Linked DNA regions of Homo sapiens: region 1 is linked to region 2. A link is a contact called in ENCODE Hi-C or POLR2A ChIA-PET data. All regions are on one chromosome and are shown on one strand. The core of a region is the stretch at or near the end of the contact, and the rest is flanking DNA. Distances in the headings are between cores, read along the strand shown.

The links. A loop is a pair of places that touch in the nucleus more often than their neighbours do. ChIA-PET counts read pairs that join two places held with the same protein, here RNA polymerase II (POLR2A). Pooled maps may share reads with other maps.
Region 1: a pooled map shows a loop between it and region 2 (2.6-fold over the local background). The contact joins two enhancer-like sites. A Hi-C loop is called at or near these places in 1 of 50 pooled maps. POLR2A ChIA-PET finds 5 or more read pairs at or near these places in 2 of 52 experiments (A673 and activated T-cell).

What each region holds. Positions count from the first base shown.
Region 1 is chr5:150,079,776-150,083,077 of GRCh38, reverse strand. CSF1R (colony stimulating factor 1 receptor) reads left to right here. Exons shown (of 21, transcript NM_001288705.3): 2 at 2,054-2,311; 3 at 2,742-3,026. Among named protein-coding and RNA genes, the nearest start is that of CSF1R, 5.1 kb to the left of the region's middle. RefSeq lists enhancers at 1,124-1,333, 793-1,434. Within about 2 kb of position 2,014, at least 7 of the 41 ENCODE cell types and tissues checked have a DNase peak (open chromatin) inside an H3K27ac peak, as active enhancers do.
Region 2 is chr5:149,804,615-149,807,967 of GRCh38, reverse strand. All of the region lies in intron 1 of PPARGC1B (PPARG coactivator 1 beta), which reads right to left. Among named protein-coding and RNA genes, the nearest start is that of MIR378A, 73 kb to the right of the region's middle. RefSeq lists a cis regulatory region at 1,955-1,965 and enhancers at 1,888-2,032, 1,622-2,271, 2,923-3,353. Within about 2 kb of position 1,992, at least 29 of the 41 ENCODE cell types and tissues checked have a DNase peak (open chromatin) inside an H3K27ac peak, as active enhancers do.

The sequences.
Region 1 (3,302 bases), core at 765-3,264, 280 kb before region 2:
TATCCTGCGTGAATACCTGGGACAATAGGATAGGACAAAATAGGGCAGACACCGCTCCCTGACCACATTTCCTGGAGGCCAAGGCAGGGTCTAGAGAGACAGGCTGGGGGAAGGGATGGGAGAAGCCCACTGTAAGGTGTGAGGCAGGTGTAAAAAAGGAACAAATGGAATCACAGAATCCAAGGTTAAAATCTTGAGCGATCAGAGTTGGCCCAGAAGGGACATTAGAAATGTAGCAATTAAAGCAGGTGCCCAGGGCAGGAGTAGTTCTATACATCATCTCACTCAACCTTCAGCTGAAGTTTTTGGGGTGGGAGCTGGGATTATTCCCATCAGACAGAAGAATAGCCTGAGGCTCAAAGAGGTTAAGAAACTAACCCAGCTGGTAAGGGAAGAACCAAGATCCAAACCCAAGTTGGTGTGAGCCCACACTCCAAGCTGTTTCCTGCTATAAAACCCCGGCCTGGGGGCCCTAGATTGCTGCAGCAGTGATAGGGCAGCCCCAGCTCTGTTGAGATTTGCTAAAAAGGCTGCTAGAAATGACACTTGTCCCTCTTCCTGGCAGTTGCACTGCATAGGAGGGCTACAACCCCAGGTGGCAGGCTTGGCAGTATTCACAATTCACTCAATCTCGTTTGCTGATCAGAGTCTTGGGGAGAAGGGATGCACATTCTGATGAATACAAAATCAAAACGTGAATTAAGCCATCCTGAAAGGACTTGAGAGAGGAAACCTTTCCAATTCTGGGCTCTATGGTGGGGCAGGGGGAATTTCCATTTCAAGGGGGTTTGCAGAGAACAATGGAGATACCCTGAATTCACCGAAAGCCCTCGGGGCTGGCCTGTCATTGTGCCCCCATCACTGGGAAGAGGAAGGGCCAGAGCTGAGGAGTTGGATGGCCAGGGTCAGCCAGTGGGTCAGCGTCAGAGCCCAGCCTCACAGCTGCCCCGCAAGTGGCACTCCCTCTCCCTGCCTGGAGAGAGGAGAGTGGCTAGGAGGCTGGGGAAGCAGAAGTGAGAACATCCCTGTAGAAGGGCCACAGGCTGAGCGGAAACCGGGGGCTGAGCCTGACGCCAACAATGTGTTTCCGCCCACACAGGCTGGGGGGCGCCTGGCAGCCCCTCGGAGGCTTGAATCAGCTCTCACTTCCCTCCTTTGCCCCTATTTTAGGCCCTGGAAAAATGCTGACGCTGCAGAGGCAACGGGCCTTCTTCCCGGACAGCCTGATAGGGGTTTCAAGTTCTCTTTTCTCCTTCAAGAAAATTTTCCTTAAAAGAGATTGGCTTCCCAGTAAACACAGATGTGTGGGGGTGCCGGGGTGAGCTGCTGGGTGTAGACTAGGTAATAAACATAGTGACTAACTCTTACTGAGCCATTTATTTGGTGACAGGTGATGTTCTAAAGTCTTCCCATGCATTTAAAATGCCTAACATACCAATGAGTGGGTACGATGATTGTCCCTGTTTTATAGGTGGGGAAACTGAGGCATGGCACCTCCCCATCCCACTGTGCTGCAGACCAGATGTCCATTGGTGGGAGCGGGCACACCAGGAGATTCTTGGGACCTCTCTAACTCTGCTGGGCTAAGATCCTACATCTCTTTTTTTTTCTTTCCCATATGAATTAAGCTGAGGACTTGGCCGTGAACATTCCATTCATTTGTTTCTTCATTCGGTGGTAGAAATACGTCCACTTTGTACACAGGGTTAAAAGAGTCCATTCCTGGGGAGTAGAAAGATGGCATCACAGCAGGGAAGACTGAGGCAGGAGGCTGAGGACCCCAGGGGGACAGAGGCCTGGGTGAGAGGCTGAGCAAGCTGCAAGCCCCCTTTCTCAGAGGAGGGACCTCCTGGACATCAGAGACATCAGTCTGTCCCTGAGCAGGTTGAGGGTTAGGAGCTGAGCAAATGACCAGGGGGCAGGGGCTCGTTCAAGGTGGTCCCTTGATGGCACAGCACCATCCCTGCCAAGCTACCACCCATCTCAGAGTCAGGACGGCCCAAGGGGCGCATCCTAGACCTCACTTCTGTCTGCTGTCCCTCTCTCCCACCAGGTCAGGGAATCCCAGTGATAGAGCCCAGTGTCCCTGAGCTGGTCGTGAAGCCAGGAGCAACGGTGACCTTGCGATGTGTGGGCAATGGCAGCGTGGAATGGGATGGCCCCCCATCACCTCACTGGACCCTGTACTCTGATGGCTCCAGCAGCATCCTCAGCACCAACAACGCTACCTTCCAAAACACGGGGACCTATCGCTGCACTGAGCCTGGAGACCCCCTGGGAGGCAGCGCCGCCATCCACCTCTATGTCAAAGGTGAGGAGTCTGAGCCTCCTCCCAAGAGGCCTGACCCGGCAGGCCCCACTACAATGGGCCCTAAAATTAACAATCGTAACAATTCAGCTCTGCATTTACTGAGTGCTGGCTATGAGCAAGGACCTGGAAGAGCTGCTAATGTAATGCAGTCCTCACAACAACCCTGCAAGTCGGGTCTATGATGATGCATTTTCTAGAAGTGCAGGGAGGTTATCCAAGGTCACACAGCCTCACATAGTGGGACTAGACTGGAGCCCAGGTGCGCCTGACTCTGGAGCCACCACGCTGAAGCATCCGCTGAACTGTCCTGGCGTGGTGTGACCTCAGATGAATGATCAGCCTCTCTGAGCTTCCTTGTCACCTATGTCCAGGTACTCCTTGGCCCAGTGGAGGGAGGGCAGTTGTAACCCTGTGCCCTCCTCTACTCTAGACCCTGCCCGGCCCTGGAACGTGCTAGCACAGGAGGTGGTCGTGTTCGAGGACCAGGACGCACTACTGCCCTGTCTGCTCACAGACCCGGTGCTGGAAGCAGGCGTCTCGCTGGTGCGTGTGCGTGGCCGGCCCCTCATGCGCCACACCAACTACTCCTTCTCGCCCTGGCATGGCTTCACCATCCACAGGGCCAAGTTCATTCAGAGCCAGGACTATCAATGCAGTGCCCTGATGGGTGGCAGGAAGGTGATGTCCATCAGCATCCGGCTGAAAGTGCAGAAAGGTGCGTGGGGCATGGGGACCGGCAGCCAGGCCTGAAGAGTGGGGACAGAGAGCCGGCGGCCACATGGGTGGTGACTGGGGACTGGGTGTGATGGGGGGCAGTGGGATGTCCTCTTTCTTTCACTTCTTCCCCTCAATGGTTCCACGATCATCTATGGGGCAGGACTGACAAGGTGTCGGGGCAGGGAGACAAACCACATGTGAGCAAATAACTCAGTGGGCAAGGTCATCTCAAGTCATTGGACATGCTACAAAAATAAACATTCAACATGGTAGC
Region 2 (3,353 bases), core at 743-3,242:
TTTTTTAGCATCTCCTTAAATTTTGTGCCAGAGCCAAGTGCCTCCTTTGCCTTACCTTAGCCCTCACCTGGGCGGGATTAGATGGAGAAAGTTACTGTTCATGCAGGTGACTAAAATGGGACCATGTCTCGGGTCACGCCATTTAGTGGGGCCTCAGTTTCAACATCTCTGCAATGGGGCCCATAACCTCCTAGTTGCTGTGGAATTGCTCCAGCCCTCATGAGGTATTTAGGAAAACTGTAAAATGCTTATAAGAAACTCTCCAGGAACTGTTATTAAATTCTTCTCAAAGATGGTGAATGGCCTGCCAGGATGGGGGGTGGCATTCAGCTTTGAGGTGAGTTACAAAACACGTGCCCTATTTCTAATGAAAGGAGTGAAGTTAGTGAAATGCATCGATTTTGCTTAAGAAAAGAAAGAGACTGGAGCAGATTCCTGGTTCTTCCTGCAATCAGGATGTCCTCTGGCAGTCTACTCGCTGGAATTCTGACCTTGGTCCTGAGTCGGAAGGAAAGCAAAGGGTGACTGTTGCTCATGTCACACGGCTGAAGGGGCGACCACTGACACCCTGCTCATGAGCTGGCAGGTGCTTCCTTTCCTTGCCATGTTGTGTGGGATTTCCTCAAAATTCAGATGTGCCTAGGGACATGCCAGCCATCCTCCTGTGTCAGGAGGATGACAAAGTACCTGACTTTGGGAGGACAGAAAAGTGCTGGACTGCTGATAGTTTTATGACATGGTGAATGGACTTAATGCCACTGTTTTGTACTTTATAAATGGTAAATTTTAGTCTGAGCAACGTGGCAAAACCCTGTCTCTAAAAAAAAAAAAAATACAAAAATTGGCCAGGCACAGTAGCGTATGCCTATTGTCCCAACTACTCTGGAGTCTGAGGTGGAAGGATCACCTGATCCCAGGAAGTTGAGGCTGCAGTGAGCTGTGATGGTACCACTGCACTACTCTAGCCTAGATGACAGAGCAAGACCCTGTCTCAAAAAGGAAAAAAAAAAAGGGTAAATTTTATGTTAGGTACATTTTACCACAATTTTTTTTAAAAAGTTGGCCAGGCACAGTGGCTCAAGCCTATAATTCCAGCACTTTACGAGGCCAGGGTGGGTGGACGGCCTGAGGACAGGAGTTCGAGAGCAGCTGACCAATATGGTGAAACCCCGTCTCTACTAAAAATACAAAAATTAGCTGGGCATGGTGGTGGGTGCCTATAATCCCAGCTACTCGAGAGGCTGAGGCGGGAGAATCGCTGGAACCCAGGAGGCGGAGGTTGCAGTGAGCCGAGATCACACCATTGCACTCCAGCCTGGGCGACAACAGCGAAACTGTCTCAAAAAAAAAAAAAAAAAAGTCCCAGAGACCTAAAAAAACAAAGTGTCCCACACACTCCATCTGGAGGTGTTTTCTGGGGTCCTATAGTGTCCACGTTCTCTGGTTCTATTTCCGCATCTCCTGCCCTGGCTGGCAGGAGAGACCGAGGGAGCAGGGCCAGGGCTCAGCTGAGAAGCCCTTTTTCTTGTAAACACTGTTATAAATAACCCAGAAAGAGGTAGAAAGGGGGTCCTGGCAAGAGAGTGAAGGTCAGGCAGCCCCTTCATGGCATTTAAGGAAATGTCATGCTCAACAGGGCAGCAAGATGCCAGTGCACACCTTCAGCCCAGTGCTGCCTGGAGCTGACTGCCGCCTTGCTGTCATGCCAGAGCCCCCAGGCAGCACTCACACACCCAGGATATGCAGCCCTCTCAGGTGGCCGGCTCCTGGGGTTTATGAACAGACAGGGGACCCTCAGGTGGGTGGACAGGCAGTAGGTAGCTGGCGATTCCCCCTTCCCAGTAGGCTGGGGGCCTCGGCAGGCCAGAGCTGAAGTCAGTTCCCCAATAACCCAGGCCAGGACTCCACACCAGCCTGGGCTTGTCAGCCAACACATGACCAGGCCGAGGGAGAGATGACTCAGCAGTGCTCGGCCCACAGCTGCCCCTGCTGCTGCACAGCGTGGGAGCTGGAGGGGCCTCACAGCCCATCTGGTCCTGTGGTTCCCACACTGGGCTCCCTGGGGAACCCCCACAGCTCCACCATGGCCCTGGGCTTTGAAATGGGAGGAATTATGAAAGAGTTAATTAGGTTTCCCATGTTTATTAACCAAAAGTCATATAGTGGCAACCCATCATATTCCTATTTAACCAGAGTGAATTTAACATTATGTGATTGGCAAAAAAGATAAATAGGCCAGGCGCAGTGGCTTACACCTGTAATCCCAGCACCAAGGTGGGTGGGTCAGATCACCTGAGGTCAGGAGTTCGAGACCAGCCTGGCCAACATGGCAAAACCCCATCTCTACTAAAAATACAAAAATTAGCCAGGCGTGGTGGTGCACGCCTGTAATCCCAGCTATTCGGGAGGCAGAGGCAGGTGAATCGCTTGAACCCGGGAGGCAGAGGTTGCAGTGAGCCGAGATCATGCCACTGCACTCCAGCCTGGGGGACACAGTGAGACTCCGTCTCAAAAAAACAAATAAATAAATAAATAGCCATATTTCTATTTCTTTCTTACACATTAGAAGTAGGGTGATGTATCTTGCATGTGAATTCTCTATTTGCATAAACTCATATACACGTACCTATTTTCCATATACACTACTTTGTAGGCTATTTAAGGACCCTATGATAGTTAATTTGACCCAAACCCCAGACTAAGAAACCACTCCCCAAGTCCATGGTATTTACCACTCAGGGTGTCTGAGCAGCCTGTGAGAATCCAGCAAAGTGGGCATTCCCCATGTTATCTATGTGACTTTGAAAGAATGGGGAGGGGAAAGTTCTCCACACCTGTTAGTACCTTTGAGAGTCTTCCTGGGTTCCAGAAGCCCAGGCAACATCACGAAGGAGGAAGCTCCCATCAAGAGGGGCAGGGCTTGCCCACCATGCCCAGCGAGCTGGAGGCAGAGCGGATACCAGGGCTCATCGCTCACTCTCCTGCTGAAAACCCTCCCCTGACTTCTCATTGCCCTTGACTAAAACCCGGAGTCCTCAGGGGCCGAGTGCAGCTGGAGCCTGCCTGCTTTCTCACCACCTCCTGGACTCTCCCACCCTCCCTATACAGTAGGCATGGTGGCCTTCTTCCTTCCCATGGAACACAACCCTCTGTCTGGGGCTGTCCACCTGGGACACCTCCCCCAGGTCCTGGGGCCACCTTCCCACTGTTCAGTCGCAGTGAGAGAGGCCTTCCCCAACACTCCAATCCTTCCACTCACGGGGATTACATCACTGTGGGTTTTTGTTTTTGTTTTTTTGAGACAGCGTCTCACTCTGTCGCCCCAGCTGGAGTGCAGCGGTGTGAGCTCACCT